Linked DNA regions of Homo sapiens: region 1 is linked to region 2. Evidence: read pairs that join two places in POLR2A ChIA-PET (ENCODE). Cell type or tissue: OCI-LY7. All regions are shown on one strand.

What was found. Peaks named below come from ENCODE experiments on the same cell type or tissue, not always from the same donor. Only the 100,000 strongest peaks of a DNase experiment are listed, where the experiment ranks them.
Region 1: POLR2A ChIA-PET joins it to region 2 with 22 read pairs; 3 of 35 experiments call an interaction of 5 or more read pairs at or near these places.

The regions. Positions count from the first base shown.
Region 1 is chr19:15,346,606-15,354,605 of GRCh38, forward strand. It overlaps AKAP8 (A-kinase anchoring protein 8), which reads right to left. Exons shown (of 14, transcript NM_005858.4): 14 at 6,780-8,000. The region is part of intron 3 of LOC124904643 (a long non-coding RNA gene); the gene reads left to right. Among named protein-coding and RNA genes, the nearest start is that of BRD4, 18 kb to the left of the region's middle. In OCI-LY7, no CTCF peak of the experiment used is centred here; no DNase peak of the experiment used is centred here.
Region 2 is chr19:15,475,293-15,483,292 of GRCh38, forward strand. PGLYRP2 (peptidoglycan recognition protein 2) reads right to left here and starts at 4,209. Exons shown (of 5, transcript NM_052890.4): 1 at 4,019-4,209; 2 at 246-1,316. The coding sequence starts at 4,079. In OCI-LY7, no CTCF peak of the experiment used is centred here; no DNase peak of the experiment used is centred here.

The DNA of each region.
Region 1 (8,000 bases), 130 kb before region 2:
GAGACCATCCTGGCCAACATGGTGAACCTCTGTCTCTACTGAAAATAAAAAAATTAGCCAGGCGTGGTGGCAGGTGCCTGTAATCCCAGCTACTCAGCAGGCTGAGACAGGAGAATCACTTGTACCCGGGAAGCGGAGGTTGCAGTGAGCCGAGATTGTGCCATTGCACTGCAGCCTGGGCGACAAGAGTGAGACTTTGTCTCAACAACAACAACAAAAAAATTATCAGGCAGACCCCCTGAGTACAAACAAAAAATTTTTTTTTTGAGACGGAGTCTCACTCTGTCGCCCAGGCTGTAGTGCAGTGGCGCGATCTCGGCTCACTGCAAGCTCTGCCTCCCGGGTTCACGCCATTCTCCTGCCTCAGCCTCTCAAGTAGCTGGGACTACAGGCACCCGCCACCACGCCCGGCTAATTTTTTTGTATTTTTAGTAGAGACGGGGTTTCACCGTGTTAGCCAGGATGGTCTATGATCTCCTGACCTCGTGATCCGCCCGCCTCAGCCTCCCAAAGTGCTGGGATTACAGGCGTGAGCCACCGCACCCGGCCCAAAATTTTTAATTAAAAATGTTTTAAATAGGCTGGGTTCAGTGGCTTTCACCTGTAATCCCAGCACTTTGGGAAGCCGAGGCGGGCTGATCACTTGGTATCAGGAGTTTAAGACCAGCCTGGCCAACATGGTGAAACCCTGTCACTACTAAAAATACAAAAATTAGCTGGGTGTGGTGGCATGCACCAGTAATCCCAGCTACTCAGACGTTGAGGCAGGAGAATCGCTTGAACCCGGGAGGCTGAGGTTACAGTGAGCCAAGATCACACCATTGCACTCCAGCCTGGGCAACAGAATGAGGCTGCGTCTCAAAAAAAAAAAAAAATTTATGGTAGCTCACACCTGTAATCCTACCACTTTGGGAGGCCGGGGTGGGTGGATCACGAGGTCAAGAGTTCAAGACCAGCCTGGCCAACATGGTGAAACCCCGTCTCTACTAAAAATACAAAAGTTAGCTGGGCATGGTGGTGTGCGCCTGTAATCTCAGCTACTCGGGAGGCTAAGGCGAAGAATTGCTTAACTGGGACCCAGGAGGCAGAGGTTGCAGTGAACCAAGATTATGCTGGCACTGCACTCCAACCTGGGCTGCAGAGCAAGACTCTGTCTCAAAAAAAAAATTTTTTTAGTCCGGGCACGGTGGCTCACCCCCGAAATCCCAGCACTTTGGGAGGCTGAGGGCAGATCATGAGGTGAAGAGATCGAGACCATCTGGCCAACATGGTGAAACCCTGTCTCTATTAAAAATAGAAAAATTTGCTGGGCGTGCGCCTGTAGTCCCAGCTACTTTGGAGGCTGAGGCAGGAGTATCGTTTGAACCCGGGAGGCGGAGGTTGCAGTGAGCCCAGATTGCACCATTGCACTCCAGCCTGGCGACAGGGCAAGATTCTGTCTCAAAAAAAAAACAAACGAAAGAAATGTTAAAACTTCATTTTACAATAGCATCAAACATATAAAAAATACTTAGGAACAAAAGAGGTCCAAGCCTGGGCACGGTGGCTCACGCCTGTAATTCCAGGACTTTGGGAGGCTGAAGCGGGTGGATCACAGGGTCAAGAGATCGAGACCATCCTTGCCAACATGGCGAAACCCCATCTCTACTAAAAATACAAAAATCAGCTGGGTGGGTACAGTGGCACACGCCTGTAGTCCCAGCTACTCAGGAGACGGAGGCAGGAGAATGGCTTGAACCTGGGAGGCCAAGGTTGCAGCGAGCTGAGATCGCACCACTGCACTCCAGCCTGGTGACAGCGCGACTCCGTCTCAAAAAAAAAAAAAAAAAAAGGCAATATTACCTCAGTTGATCTGTAGATTTCCTGTCTGATATCTCTGTCAGAGTACCAGCTGGGTTTGACAAGATGACCCTAAAGTCCATATAAAAACTCAAGGGCTGGGGCCAGGTGCAGTGGCTCACGCCTGTAATCCAAGCACTTTGGGAGGCCGAGGTGGGCGGATCACCTGAGGTCAGGAGTTCAAAACCTGCCTGACCAATATGGCAAAACGCCATCTCTACTAAAAATAACAAAAATTAGCTGGTTGTGGTAGCACGTGCCTGTAATCCCAGCTACTCTGGGGGTTGAGGCAGGGGAATCGCTTGAACGTGGGAGGTGGAGGTTGCAGTGAGCTGAGATCGCGCCACTGCACTCCGCATTGTTGACAGAGCGAGACTCTGTCTCAAAAAAAAAAAAAAAAAAGGCCTGGTGCGGTGGCTCACACCTGTAATCCAAGCACTTTGGGAGGCCAAGGCGGGTGGACCACGAGGCCAGGAGATCGAGACCATCCTCACTAACACAGTGAAACCCCGTCTCTACTAAAAATACAAAAAATTAGTGGGGTGTGGTGGCAGGCACCTGTAGTCCCAGCTATTCGGGAGACTGAGGAAGGAGAATGGCGTGAACCTGGGAGGCGGAGCTTGCAGTGAGCCGAGATCACGTCACTGCACTCCAGCTTGGGCAACAGAGAGAGACTCCGTCTCAAAAAAAACAAAAAACAAAAAACAGGGACACAGAATAACCAAAACAATCTTGAAAAAGAGGAACAAAGTCGGAGGAGTCACAGTTCCTTATTTATTTTATTTATTCATGTTTTTATTGTTATTGAGATGGAGTCTCACTCTGTCGCCCAGGCTGGAGTGCAGTGGTGCAAGCTCAGCTCAGTACAACCTCCGCCTCCCAGGTTCAAGTGATTGTTCTGCCTCAGCCTCCCAAGTAGCCGGGATTATATGCATGCGCCACCACACCTGGCTAATTTTTATATTTTTAGTAGAGATAGGGTTTCGCCATGTTGGGTGTTGGCCAGGCTGATCTCAAACTCCTGACCTCAGGGGATCCACCTGCCTTGACCTCTCAAAGTGTTGGGATTACAGGCGTGAGCCACTGCACCTGAGCTTGTATTTATTCATCTATTTTATTTATTTATTTATTTGAGATGGAGTCTGGCTCTGTCACCCAGGCTAAAGTGCAGTGGCACGATCTCAGCTCACTGGAACCTCTGCCTCCCAGTTCAAGCAATTCTCTGCCTCAGCCTCCCAAATAACTGGGATTACAGGTGCCTACCACCATGCCCAGCTAATTTTTTTGTATTTTTAGTAGAGACGGGGTGTCACCATCTTGGCCAGGCAGGTCTTGAACTCCTGATCTCATGATCCACCCGCCTTGGCCTCCCAAAGTGCTGGGATTACAGGCGTGAGCCACCATGCCCAGCCTATTTATTTTTCTTGAACACAGTCTCTGTCACTCAGGCTAGAGTGCAGTGGCATGATCTCAGTTCACTGCAACCTCTACCTCCCAGGCTCAGGTGATACTCTCACCTCAGTGTCTCCACTAACTGGAACTTCAGGTGCCCACCACCATGCCCAGCTAATTTTTTGTATTTTTGGTAGAGAAGAGGTTTCACCATGTTGCCCATGCTGGTCCCCAACTCCTGAGCTCAGGTGATCCACCTGCCTCGGCCTCGCAAAGTGCTGGGATTACTGGCATGAGCCACTGTGCCTGGCCGACTTTGAGTTATTTATTATTTTAATTTAATTTTTGAGGCAGAGTGTCGTCACTTTGTTGCCCAGGCTGGGTGGATTACAGGTGGCACGGTATCAGCTCACTGCACCCTCCACCTCCTAGGCTCAAACGATCCTCCCACCTCAGCCTCCCAAGTAGCTGGGATTACAGGTGCATGTCACCATGTCCAGCTAATTTTTTTTGTTGTTGTTGTTGAGACAGAGTTTCACTCTTGTTGCCCAGGCTGGAGTGCAATGGCATGATCTCGGCTCACTGCAACCTCTGCCTCCCTCCTGGGTCCAAGCGATTCTCCTGCTTCAGCCTCTAGAGTAGCTGCGATTACAGGTGCGCACCACATGCCCAGCTAATTTTTTGTATTTTTAGTAGAGACAGGGTTTCACCATGTTGGCCAGGCTGGTCTCGAACTCCTGACCTCAGGTGATCCACCCATCTCGCCCTCCCAAAGTAAATGGGATTACAGGCGTGAGCTACCGCTCCTGGCCTGTCCAGGTGATTTTTATATTTTTAGTAGAGATGAAGTTTCACCATGTTGGCCAGGCTGGTCTCTAACTCCTGGCCTTACCTGATCTGCCTGCCTCAGCCTCCCAAAGTGTTGGGATTATGGGCATGAACCGCTGCCTGACTTTAAATCTTACTTCAAAGCACAGTGACATAAGGATAGATACGTAGAATAGAATAGAGCTGACAGTCCAGAAGTAAACCATGTAGTTATATGGTCAACTAACTTTTGACAAGGGTATCAAGACCATTCATTGGGGGAAAGAACAGTCTCTTCAACAAATACTGTTGAGACAACGCGATAAGCCACATGGAGTGAAGTTGGACCCTTACCTTACACGTATATAAAAATTAACTTGGCCAGAGGCAGTGGCTCACGCCTATAATCCCAGCACTTTGGAAGGCCGAGGCAGGAGGATCACTTGACATCAGGAGTTCGAGACCAACTTGGCCAACATGATGAAACCCTGTCTCTACTAAAAATACAAAAAGTAGCCAGGCGTGGTGGCACAATTTTGTAATCCCAGCTACTCGGGAGGCTAAGGCGTGAGAATCACTTGAACTGAGGAGGCAGAGGCTGCAGTGAGCTGAGACTGCGCCACTGCACTCCAGCCTGGACAAGAGAATGAGATTCCATCTCAAAAAAAAAAAAAAAAAAAAAAAATTGGCCGGGCGCGGTGGCTCACGCTTGTAATCCCAGCACTTTGGGGAGGCCGAGGCAGGCGGATCACGAGGTCAGGAGATCAAGACCATCCTGGCTAACAAGGCGAAACTCCGTCTCTACTAAAAAATACAAAAAAATTAGCTGGGCGTGGTGGCGGGCGCCAGTAGTCCCAGCTACTCGGGAGGCTGAGGCAGGAGAATGGTGTGAACCCGGGAGGCTGAGCTTGCAGTGAGCTGAGATCGCGCCACTGCACTCCAGCCTGGGCGACAGAGCCAGACTCCGTCTCAAAACAAAACAAAACAAAACAAACAAAAATTAAAATGAACTACAGACCTAAATATGAGCTAACATTATTAAATTATTGGAATAAAACATAGAAGTAATTTTTTTTTTTTGAGATGGAGTCTCACTCTTGTTGCCCAGGATGGAGTGCAATGGCATGACCTCGGCTCACTGCAACCTCCGCCTCCTGGGTTCAAGAAATTCTCCTGCCTCAGCCTTCTGAGTAGCTGGGATTACAGGCACCTGCCACCACACCTGGCTAATTTTTTGTATTTTTAGTAGAGACGGGGTTTCACCATGTTGGCTAGGCTGGTCTCTAACTCCTGACATCAGGTGATCCACCCGCCTCAGCCTCCCAAAGTGCTGGGATTACAGGCATGAGCCACAACGCCCGGCTTACAAGACTTTTTTTTCCAGATGGAATCTCGCTCTGTTGGCTCAGGCTGGAGTGCAGTGGCGTGATCTCAGCTCACTTCAACCTCCACCTCCCAGGTTCAAGCGATTCTCCTGCCTCAGCTTCCCGAGTAGCTGGGATTACAGGCATCTGCCACCATGCCTAGCTAATTTTTATATTTTTAGTAGAGACGGGGTTTCACCATGCTGGCCAGGCTGGTCTTGAACTCCTGACCTCAGACCATCCACCTGCCTTGGCCTCCCAAAGTGCTGGGACTACAGGCATGAGCCACCATGCCTGGCTACAAGGCTTTTAAAAATTAGCTGGGCATAGTGGTGCACTCCTGTAGTCCCAGCTAATCAAGAGGCTGAAGTGGGAGGATCACTTGAAACCAGGATTTGGAGGCCGCAGTGAGCTGCTGTGGTGCCACCGCACTCCAGCCTGGGCAACAGTGAGATCCTGCCTGTAAAACCAACAACAACAACAACAGAATTATGTAGTTTCACCAAGAGGTGGAAGGTGGAAGAGCCTCACTGACATTCAGACCAATTTAATGACAGGTCTTGGATTGACATATACATATTTTGAAACGAAATTTTGCTCGTCGCTCAGGCTGGAGTGCAGTGATGCAGTATCAGCTCACTGCAACCTCTGCCTCCAGAGTTCAAGTGATTTTCCTGCCTCAGCCTCCAGAGTAGCTGGGACTACAGGCACCTGCCACCACGCCTGGCTAATTGTGTATTTTTAGTAGAGATGGGGTTTCACCACGTTGGCCAAGATGCTCTCGATCTCCTGACCTTGTGATCTGCCCGCCTTGGCCTCCCAAAGTCCTGGGATTACAGGCATGAGCCACCACACCTGGCCTGATATTTTATTTTTTTGAGACAAATTCTTGCTCTGTTGCCCAGGCTGGAGTGCAGTAGCGCAACCTCGACTCACTGCAGCCTCTGCCTCCCTGGTTCAAGCGATTCTTCTGCCTCAGCTTCCCCAGCAGCTGGGATTACAGGTGTGTGCCACCACACCCAGCTAATTTTTGTATTTTTGGTATAGACAGGGTTTTGCCATGTTGGCCAGGCTGGTCTTGAACTCCCGACCTCTACTGATCCACCTGCGTTGGTCTCCTAAAGTGCCAGGAATACAGGTGTGAGCCACCATGCCTGGCCGGGTCTTGGATTTTTATAAGAAGAAAAAAAAGGTGTGGGGTAGGGGAGAGCCAGGTGCAGTAGCTCATGCCTGTAATCCTGGGAGGCAGAGGTTGCAGTAAGCCAAGATCACGCCACTGCACTCCAGCCTGGGCAACAGAGTAAGACTGTCTCAAAAAAAAAAAAAAAAAGAAAAAAAAAAGAAAATTAAGGAAATAAAGCAGTTCCACTAGTGATGTTTTTCTGCACTACTGTTTAATGCTACCGACATTTTTGCCTTAAGAGAACAAGCTTAAAAGGCATGCTCACCCTGCGATTAAGACGCATCTACACAACACAAACGGATGCTGAGCAGAAATGACCCAGAGGCACCATCGTCTTTTCAAGCAGTTTATTTCCATTTTCAGTTCTAATGTTGACTTTTTCATAAATATTCACCTGGAATCTCCACTAAGGCTCCTCATGAGCAGGGCCCAATTCCTAGAATGTGCTTGGTGAGTTAGCCCCTGGTATACAGTAGAGGCTCGGCAAATATTCTACAGCCTCCTTTCTAATGATTTCCCAGTGGCCAGCGTTTCCCAACATGTGAGATGTACAGTTCAAAAGGCCACAGGGAAACTGACACAGCAGGGCCATTTCAAAAGGGGAGGATCTTCCAATTCTTCTGATTTTAGGAAATTCTGTTGCGTGCTAACCTTGAACACATGCTAGCCTCCCTTTCTCAGATTTGGAAAGATCTAAAGTAATAGTTATTTCTCTAAAATGAAACATATATTTCATTTTATATATATATATATATATTACAGATACCTTCTATCTATGGCAATTTATGTTGGATTATTCCACCTATGGCAATCACATCAAGTTTTCTTTCCTTTTTTTTTAAGAGATGGGGTCTTGCTATGTTGTCCAGGTTGGTCTTGAACTCCTGGGCTTAAGCTATCCTCTCACCACGGCCTCCCGAAGTGCTGGGATTATAGGTATGCATCACCGTGCCTGGCCAAATTCTCTTTGTAAATACATTTGAGTGGTAGTAACTAATTTTAAAGGAAAAAAACCTGAAGTAATCTAGAGGTGGAACACAAATGAGGTAAAATATTAGAGAACTGATTCAGCAAGGACTAAAGATTGGGACGCAATGCCCTCTGCACAGTCTGGTTCTTGAGGTTGCGGTGGGTGTGTTTCCAGTGGCGTAGGTCGGTCAGATACTTCTGGCCTTTGGGAGTGCGTGGATGTGACGCGGTCAGTGCCACATGTGAACCAGGTGCTGCGAAGTCCTGTGAAAGTCACACACCATATGGTGCACTACAAAGGTATAGGTTAAAGGCTGAAGCTTGAAACATACAAAAAAAAATCCTCTATAGAGCAAGATATATTCCTAGTATTCAGCTGTTCCCAACCAAATAAAAAAAAAAATTAAGGAAAAAAATAAAAAAGGAAGCATTCCATCAGTGGCTGT
Region 2 (8,000 bases):
ACTTGTACCCCATAAATTAATGCAAATAAATATAATGAAGCAAAACAAAATGAGATGAACTCCTATTCATCCTTCAAGGCCCAACTCTGGCATTTCCTCACCTGTGCAGCTGTCCCACCCACCCCCGACCAGATCCCTTATTGCCCCCTCTGGACTCTCCTAGTCCTCAACTTCCCTGAATATACGGGGTGGGGGCGTCTGTGTCTGTAATGGGAAGGATCACAGGGTGTGGGGAACTTCCTCACCCAGGAAGGCCTCAGTGAATTCCTTGGTAGCATTGGCAGCCACCTGGGCCAGCTGTTCTTGGCTCATGCACTGAAGCTGGAGGTGTACTGGCTCCAGCCTCTGTAGAAGGACAAGGGTTCCCCACACCTGCTGGGCCAGGATGGAGGCTGAAGTCAGAGCAGCACCGTTCTGCCGTCGGAAGTTGCTGCGGAACCCTGGGTCTCTGGCCACCCCAGCCCCATAGTACTGGCTCAGCAAGTGGCTGAGGGATGGCCGGGGCTCAGGAGTCCGGCTCAGGTAGTCTCCAAGGATGACCCCATCCAGGGCGCCATTGAGGAAGGCCATGGTTAACAGAGATGCCTTGGGGTCCAAAAGCGTAAAGGTCCGAGGGGCAGAGAGCTGGTCCCAGCAGCCCTCAGTTCCCAGGTCTGGATGGCTCTGGGTCTGGGAACCTCGGAGGAAGGTCAGGCCCAGGTTTCCAGCCAGGGTGACTGCCAGGAGGCTGTCCACCATGGTCGGTGGGGACTTGGCTTTGGCATCTGGCAAGGAAGCTTGGACATCTGGACAGCCTTTTGTAGCATCTGGAGTGTTGGCTCCAATATCTGCAGTGGTGACATCTGGAGAGCCATCCCTGAGTCCTGGGGAGGAGGTGGCTCTTACATCTGGAGCAATGGCCACAACATCTGGAAAGGTATCTCCAGTCTCCCAAGGGGCAGCCATGCTGTCCAAGGGCAAATTTATGACCCTGCGCCCTTGCAGCCCTGCCTCCAGCCCCGCCAGCAGAGGCTCCACAGCCACGGTCGAGCCATCAGGTGCCAGCACCACCCCATATTCCTTCCCTTCTCGTACGTCATGTCGGGCCACCTCCTTGGTCAGGCCTAACAGCTCTGGGCTTAGTGGGCAGGGATCCAACTCTGTAGCATTGAGGCTCCATGCCCCCAGCAGGAAGTGGTAGAGGCGATTGTGGGGGCCAGAGTTTGGAGCTGACATCAGCCACGCAGAAGCTGTGTGTCTGGTCTTGGCAGCTGGCACTTTCTGCTCCAGCTCAGCCAGGGCCTGGATGACAGAGTCCATGAGCAGGGGCAGGGAGGCTGCAGGAGGAAAGAATGTGTTAGCCCAGCCCCACCCATTCCTGAGCCTCCTTGTATTGATTCCACATCTACCCAATGCTCCCAGCCCTCCATCTGATAACCCCATGACCCCCAACACTATCCTTGTGTAGATGAGGAAAGTGAGGTACACAGACTATTGCCTGTTGGTTAAGGAGCTCAGACTGTCTGTGAGTACTGGGGAGCCATGGCAGATTTATGAGCAGGACAGAGGTGTGACGAACCTGGCATTCTAAGACTCCTTTCTTAGGCTTAGATTTGTTTGGCTGCCATAAGGAAATGGATTTTTGGGGTGCCAGGATAGAAAAGGGGAGACAGTGTGGAGGTGAGAGATGAAGGTGGCAGAAGGTAGGTAGTGACATTGCAGTGGACAAAAGTGGAAGAGTCCCCAGATCGTGAGAGGGAGAGATGGATGGTCTTTTGTGATGAATTGAAGTTAAAAATTGGGGATGTTAGAGGGAAAGGTATTTTGAAAGATGCCTGGGACTGGCTGTGGTGGCTTAGGCCTGTAATCCCAGCACTTTCGGAGGCCGAGGTGAGTGGATCACCTGAGATCAGGAGTTCAAGGCCAGCCTGGCCAACACCGTGAAACCCCATCTCTAATAAAAATACAAAAATTAGCCAGGCATGGTGGTGTGTGCCTGTAATCCCAGCTACTTGGGAGGCTGAGACGGGAGAATCACTTGAACATGGGAGGTGGAGGTTGCAGTGAGCCGAGATTGCGCCACTGCACTCCAGCCTGGGTGACAGAGTGAGACTTTGTCTCAAAAAAAAAAAAAAAAAAAAAAATGCCAGACGCAGTGGCTCACGCCTGTAATCCCAGCACTTTAGGAGGCAGAGGCGGGTGGATCACCTGAGGTCGGGAGCTCAGGACCAGCCGGATCAACATGGCGAGACTCCGTCACTACTAAAAATACAAAAATTAGCTGGGCATGGTGGCACACACCTGTAACCCCAGCTACTCAGGAGGCTGAGGCAGGAGAACTGCTTGAACCCAGGAGGTGGAGGTTGCAGTGAGCCAAGAACCCCCCACTGCATTCCAGCCTGGGTGACAGAGTGAGACTCCATCATAAAATAAAATAAATAAAATAAAATTAAATTAAAATAAAATAAAATAAAATAAAATAGCCTGGGAGGCAGGGGGAAGAGCAGGATGGGCTTGTGCCATGTTGGGGAAATGTCAGTGGCTGAACTGCAAACCTAGAAATGCTAAGTTAGGCTCAGAGCTGGTTCAGAGATGGGTTATCAAATAATAGCTAACTTTCAGTAAACATTTACTATGTGCTAGCTACTAGTCTAGGTGACTTATATATTAATAATTTAACGCAGTTAGTCTTCACAACTCTTGTGAGGTAGGTCCTTTTAGCCCCTGTCTTAGTACATTGGTGCTGCTATAACAGATCTCTGAGGTTGGGTAATTTATGAAAAACAGAAATTTGGCCAGGTGTGCTGGCACATGCCTGTAATCCCAGCACTTTGGGAGGCCGAGGCAGGCGGATCACTTGAGGTCAGGAGTTTGAGACCAGCCTGGCCAACATGGTGAAACCCCGTTTCTACTAAAAATACAAAAGTTAGCCGGGTGCGGTGGCGGGCACCTGTAATCCCAGCTACTTGGGGGGCTGAGGCAGGAGGATCTGTTGAACCCGGGAGGTGGAGGTTGCAGTGAGCTGAGATCATGCTGCTGCACTCCAGCCTGGGCGACAGAGTCAGACTCTGTCTAAAAAACAAAAAAAAAGAACAGACATTTATTTCTCATAGTTCTAGAGGCTGGGAAGTCCAAGATCAAAGCACTGGCATTTGGGACTTCCTAGCCTGCAGAACTGCAAGAAAGTAAATTTCTCTTCTTTACAAATTTACTCAGTTTCAGGTACCCTGGCCTATATAGAAGCACAAAGGGACTAAGATGGTGTCCCTTTACAGATGAGGCATCTGAAGCACAGAGAGGTTAAGTTACCTGCCTAAGGTCACACAGGAAGGAAGTGGCAGAGGCAGGATTTGCCTTTGTTTTTTTTTTTTTTTTTTGAGACGGAGTCTTGCTCTATCATCCAGGCTGGAGTGCAGTAGTGCTCAGCTCACTGCAACCTCCTGAGTTCAAGCAATTTTCTGGCCTCAGCCTCCTGGGTAGCTGGGATTACAGGTGCCTGCCACCACGCCTGGCTAATTTTTGGTATTTTTAGTAGAGATGGGGTTTCACCATGTTGGCCAGGCTGGTCTCGATCTCCTGATCTCAAGTGATCTGCCCGCCTTGATCTCCCAAAGTGCTGGGATTACAGGCCTGGCCAGTAGTAGAATTTGAATCCAGGAAGTCTTACTCGACACACTCTCCTGGTCTAGAATCTAGGTTCTTCTCCAGTCCACCACCTAACCTGTGTAGCTTTGCTCTTCTCTGCAAAAAATGCCCTTTCTGGCTTCTCCCCCAAATCATTTCTCTTTCTTCCTAGCCTAGCTCTTATGTCTCCTCCTCCAAGAAGCCTTCCCTACTTTTGCTCTCCAGGCCCCAGATTCCTTCCCTTATCCTTGCCTTGACTCTGTGGAGCTGGGAATATCTATGTCCCCATGCTGGAGCTTCTTTGAGAGCTTGAGTCTCCAGCCTCACTCCATGCAGGGCAAGACATAGATGGGACAGCAGTACGCCTTCTGCAGAGCCAAGAGGTTTGGTCCCAGGACTCTGCCCCCTGACTCACCTGTCCCTGGGTCTGACCACAGTAGCAATCCGAGTAGGATCCAGAGGACACCCTGGGCCATTGTTGCAGGATTCCAGCTTCCAAGGGGTATTTCTGGTTGGCCTCGGCAGAGAACCTCGGCAGTGCTGGAGGGAGACAGGCACAGAGAACTGAGCAGAGCCTTTGACCACTGTCAAAGTCCAGCGGCGAATGACAGACCTGCCTCTCGTAGAGCTGTGGGCGGGAGGCAGCAGGGACATGGGGCAGCGTACCCTGGGTCAAGGTCATCTGGGCATCCTGGTCTCCCCCAGTCTCTTCTGTCCCTCCTAGGCTGAGGTCAGTGGTCAGTAAGCCAGGCCCATCCCCAGAGGGGCCTGGAGACCAGGTGGTTCAGACTCCATAAACTCTGCCCATTCTCCAGTGAGGTGGACCGAGGCAACCCCTCAAGTCCTGTCCCTCCCCATAGTGACGGCTCTGTAGCCGCTGCTGGCCACCAGAGGGGACTCTCAGCTGCCGCCTGCTGTACTGGTAAGACCGGCTGTGTTGAGGGAGAGGAGAGAAGCAGAGGCCTGAAGTTGGCACTGCCTTCTGCTTTTTTTTGCAACCAACACTTCAGGCTCAGGCACAGCATCGGTGCGGGGGCTGAGGACAGTGTTTGCTGAGGCCTGAAGTTGGCACTGCCTCCTGCTTTTTTTTGCAACCAACACTTCAGGCTCAGGCAGAGCATGGGTGCAGGGGCCGAGGACAGTGTTTGCTGAGGCCTGCTCTGAGCCCATGGGGACCAGGGGCTGTCACCTCTCATCCAGTTCCAGCCCTTGATTTCAAGCCACCAGCAGTAGCTGAGAGCAGGGGTTGAGCTTGAGTGTTCAGGACCCTGGCATTGTTCCAGGAGCTGGCTTCTGGACTCACCTGGGCTGACAGTGAAATGTCCTTCCTCTTCTCCGGGTGCCCATGACTGAGACCTGCAGAATGGACCCATCTCCCCTTTATTCTGGCATCAGATGGGGCAGGTTGACATGACTGGGCTGTTGTGTATGTAAATTGCTTCCCTGTGGGGCTCCCACCTCAAAACCAGCCCGGGGAGTTTCCAGGAGACCCACCAGCTGGAGACTCAGCCAGGGCAGGCCTGGGAATGTCCAGCCTGAGCCAGGCCTGGGATTCCCCTGGGGGCCACCCCTGGGGCCTCCTCAGGTGTCCTCTTTCTGGGGACCTCCCAGAAAAAAGCTGGGCACATAGTGGAAGCTCAGGATGTAGGGTGCTAAGTGATAGAGTGAATGGGGGACACTTCCCATGGGAGTAAGAGACAATGTCCTCCTCCAAGCTCGTTTCCCAGGATTTGGGGATAGGAGCTTTGCCTGGTAGAACCATATGAAGGTTGTGGGCTGAGGCAGGGACTAGGTTGAGGCATCCTCTTTGCCGCAAAATTTAAGGCAGTGTTGAAAATCTAAGTCATCAATAACTTTTTTTTTTTTTGAGACGGAGTCTCGCTCTGTCACCCAGGCTGGAGTGCAATGGCACGATCTCAGCTCACTACAACCTCCACCTCCCAGATTCAAGCAATTCTCCTGCCTCCCTGCCTCAGCCTACCAAGTAGCTCAGGTTACAGGCATGCGCCACCATGCCTGGCTAATTTTTGTATTTTTAGTAGAGACGGGGTTTTGCCACGTAGGCCAGGCTGGTCTTGAACCCCTGACTCAGGTGATCCACCCAACTTGGCCTACCAAATTGCTGGGATTACAAGCGTGAGCCACCATGCCCGGCCGATAAATAATTTTAAGACTTTTTTAGAACAGTTTTATTATTATTATTATTTTTAAAGATGGAGTCTTGATATGCTGGCCAGGTTGGTCTTAAACTCTTGGCCTCAAGCAATCCTCCTGCCTCGGCCTCCCGAAATGCTAGGATTACAGGCGTGAGCCACTGCACCCAGCTTTATTTTTTATTTTATTATTATTATTTTTTGAGGCAGGGTCTCCCTCTGTCACCCAGGCTGGAGTGTAGTGGTGCAATCTTGGCTTACTGCAGCCCTGCTTCCCAGGTTCAAGTGATTCTCCTGCCTCAGCCTCCCAAGGAGCTGAGATTACAGGTGCCCGTCCACCACTTCCAGTTAATTTTTGTATTTTTAGTAGAGACGGGATTTCAGCATGTTGGCCAGGCTGGTCTCAAACTCCCAACCTCGGGTGATCCACCTGTCTTGGCCTCTCAAAGTGCTGGGATTACAGGCTTTTTTTTTTTTTTTTTTTTTTTTTGAGACAGAGTCTCGCTCTGTTGCCTAGGCTGCAGTGTAGTGGCACAATCTTGGCTCACTGCAGCCTCTGCCTCCCAGGTTCAAGCTATTCTCCTGCCTCAGCCTCCCGAGTAGCTGGGATTACAGGTCCCCGTCACCACTCCCGGCTGATTTTTGTACTTTTAGTACAGATGTAGTTTCACCATGTTGGCCAGGCTGGTCTTGAACTCCTGACCTCAGGTGATCCACCCGCATCGGCCTCTATTTTTAATTTTTTATAGAGATGAGGGTCTCGCTATGTTGGCCAGGCTGGTCTCATCTCCTGGACTCAAGGGATCCTCCTGCCTTAGCTTCCCAAAGTGCTGGGATTACAGGCGTGAGCCACCATGCCTGGCCTAGAGCAGTTTTAGGTTCGTGACAAAATTGAGCAGAAGTTACAGAGAGTTCTACTCCCTGCCTTGACACATGCACAGACTCTCGTATTATCACTATCCAGCACCAGAATGGTATATCTGTTACAATCGATGAACCTTCACTGACACATCATTATCACCCAAAGTTCATCATTTCCATTAGGGTTTGCTCTTGGTGGTGTACATTCTATGGGTTTGGACAAATGTATAATGACATATGTCCACCACTAGAGTGTCATACGGAGTACAGTTGACCCTTGAACAACATGGGTTTGACCTGTGAGGGTCAACTTATATCTGGATTTGTTTCAATAAAAATTACATGGACTGTGCCTGCCTCTCCTCTCCCCTTCCTCCTCTTCCACCTCTGCCACCCCTGAGACAGCAAGACCCCTCCTCTTCCTCCTCCTCAGCCTACTCAACATGAAGACGGTGAGGATGAAGACCTTTATGATGATTCTCTACTTAATGAATAGTAAATATACTTCCTCTTCCATATTTTCTTCCTTCTCTTCCTTCTCCTTTCTTCCCTTCTCCTTCCTTCCTTCCTTCCCTCCCTCCCCCCTTCCTCCCTCCCTCCTTTCTTTCTTTTTTCTTTCTTTCTTTCTTCCTTTCTTTCTTTCTTTCTTTCTTTCTTCCTTCCTTCCTTCCTTCCTTCCTTCCTTCCTTCCTTCCTTCCTTCCTTCTTTCTTTCTTTCTTTCTTTCTTTCTTTCTTTCTTTCTTTCTTTCTTTCTTTCTTTCTCTTTCTTCTCTTTCTTTCTCTTTTTCTCTTTCTTTCTGGCAGAGTCTCATTCTGTCCCCCAGGCTGGAGTACAGTGGCGTAATCTCAGCTCACTGCAGCTTCCATCTCCTGGGTTCAAGCGATTCTCCTGCCTCAGCCTCCTGAGTAGCTGGGATTACAGGTACCTGCCACTATGCCCGGATAATTTTTGTATTTTTAGTAGAGATGGGGTTTCACCATGTTGGGCAGGCTGATCTCGAACTCCTGACCTCAGGTGATCCATCCACCTCAGCCTCCCAAAGTGCTGGGATTACAGGCATGAGCCACTGCACCTGGCTCGTGGATTTTTTCCAATAAGTTACATGGAGTGTGTCTGCCTCTCCTCTCTCCCCTTCCACCTCCTCCACCTCTTCCACCTCTGCCACCCCTCAGACAGCAAGACCAACCCCTTCCCTTCCTCCCCCTCAGCCTATTCAACATGAAGACGATGAAGATGAAGACCTTTATGATGACACACTTCTACTTAATGAATAGTAAACATACTTCCTCTTCCATACGATTTTCTTAGTAACTCTTCTTTTTTCCCAGGTTCAGGTGATTCCCTCGCCTCAGCCTCCAGAGTAGCTGGGACTACAGGCATG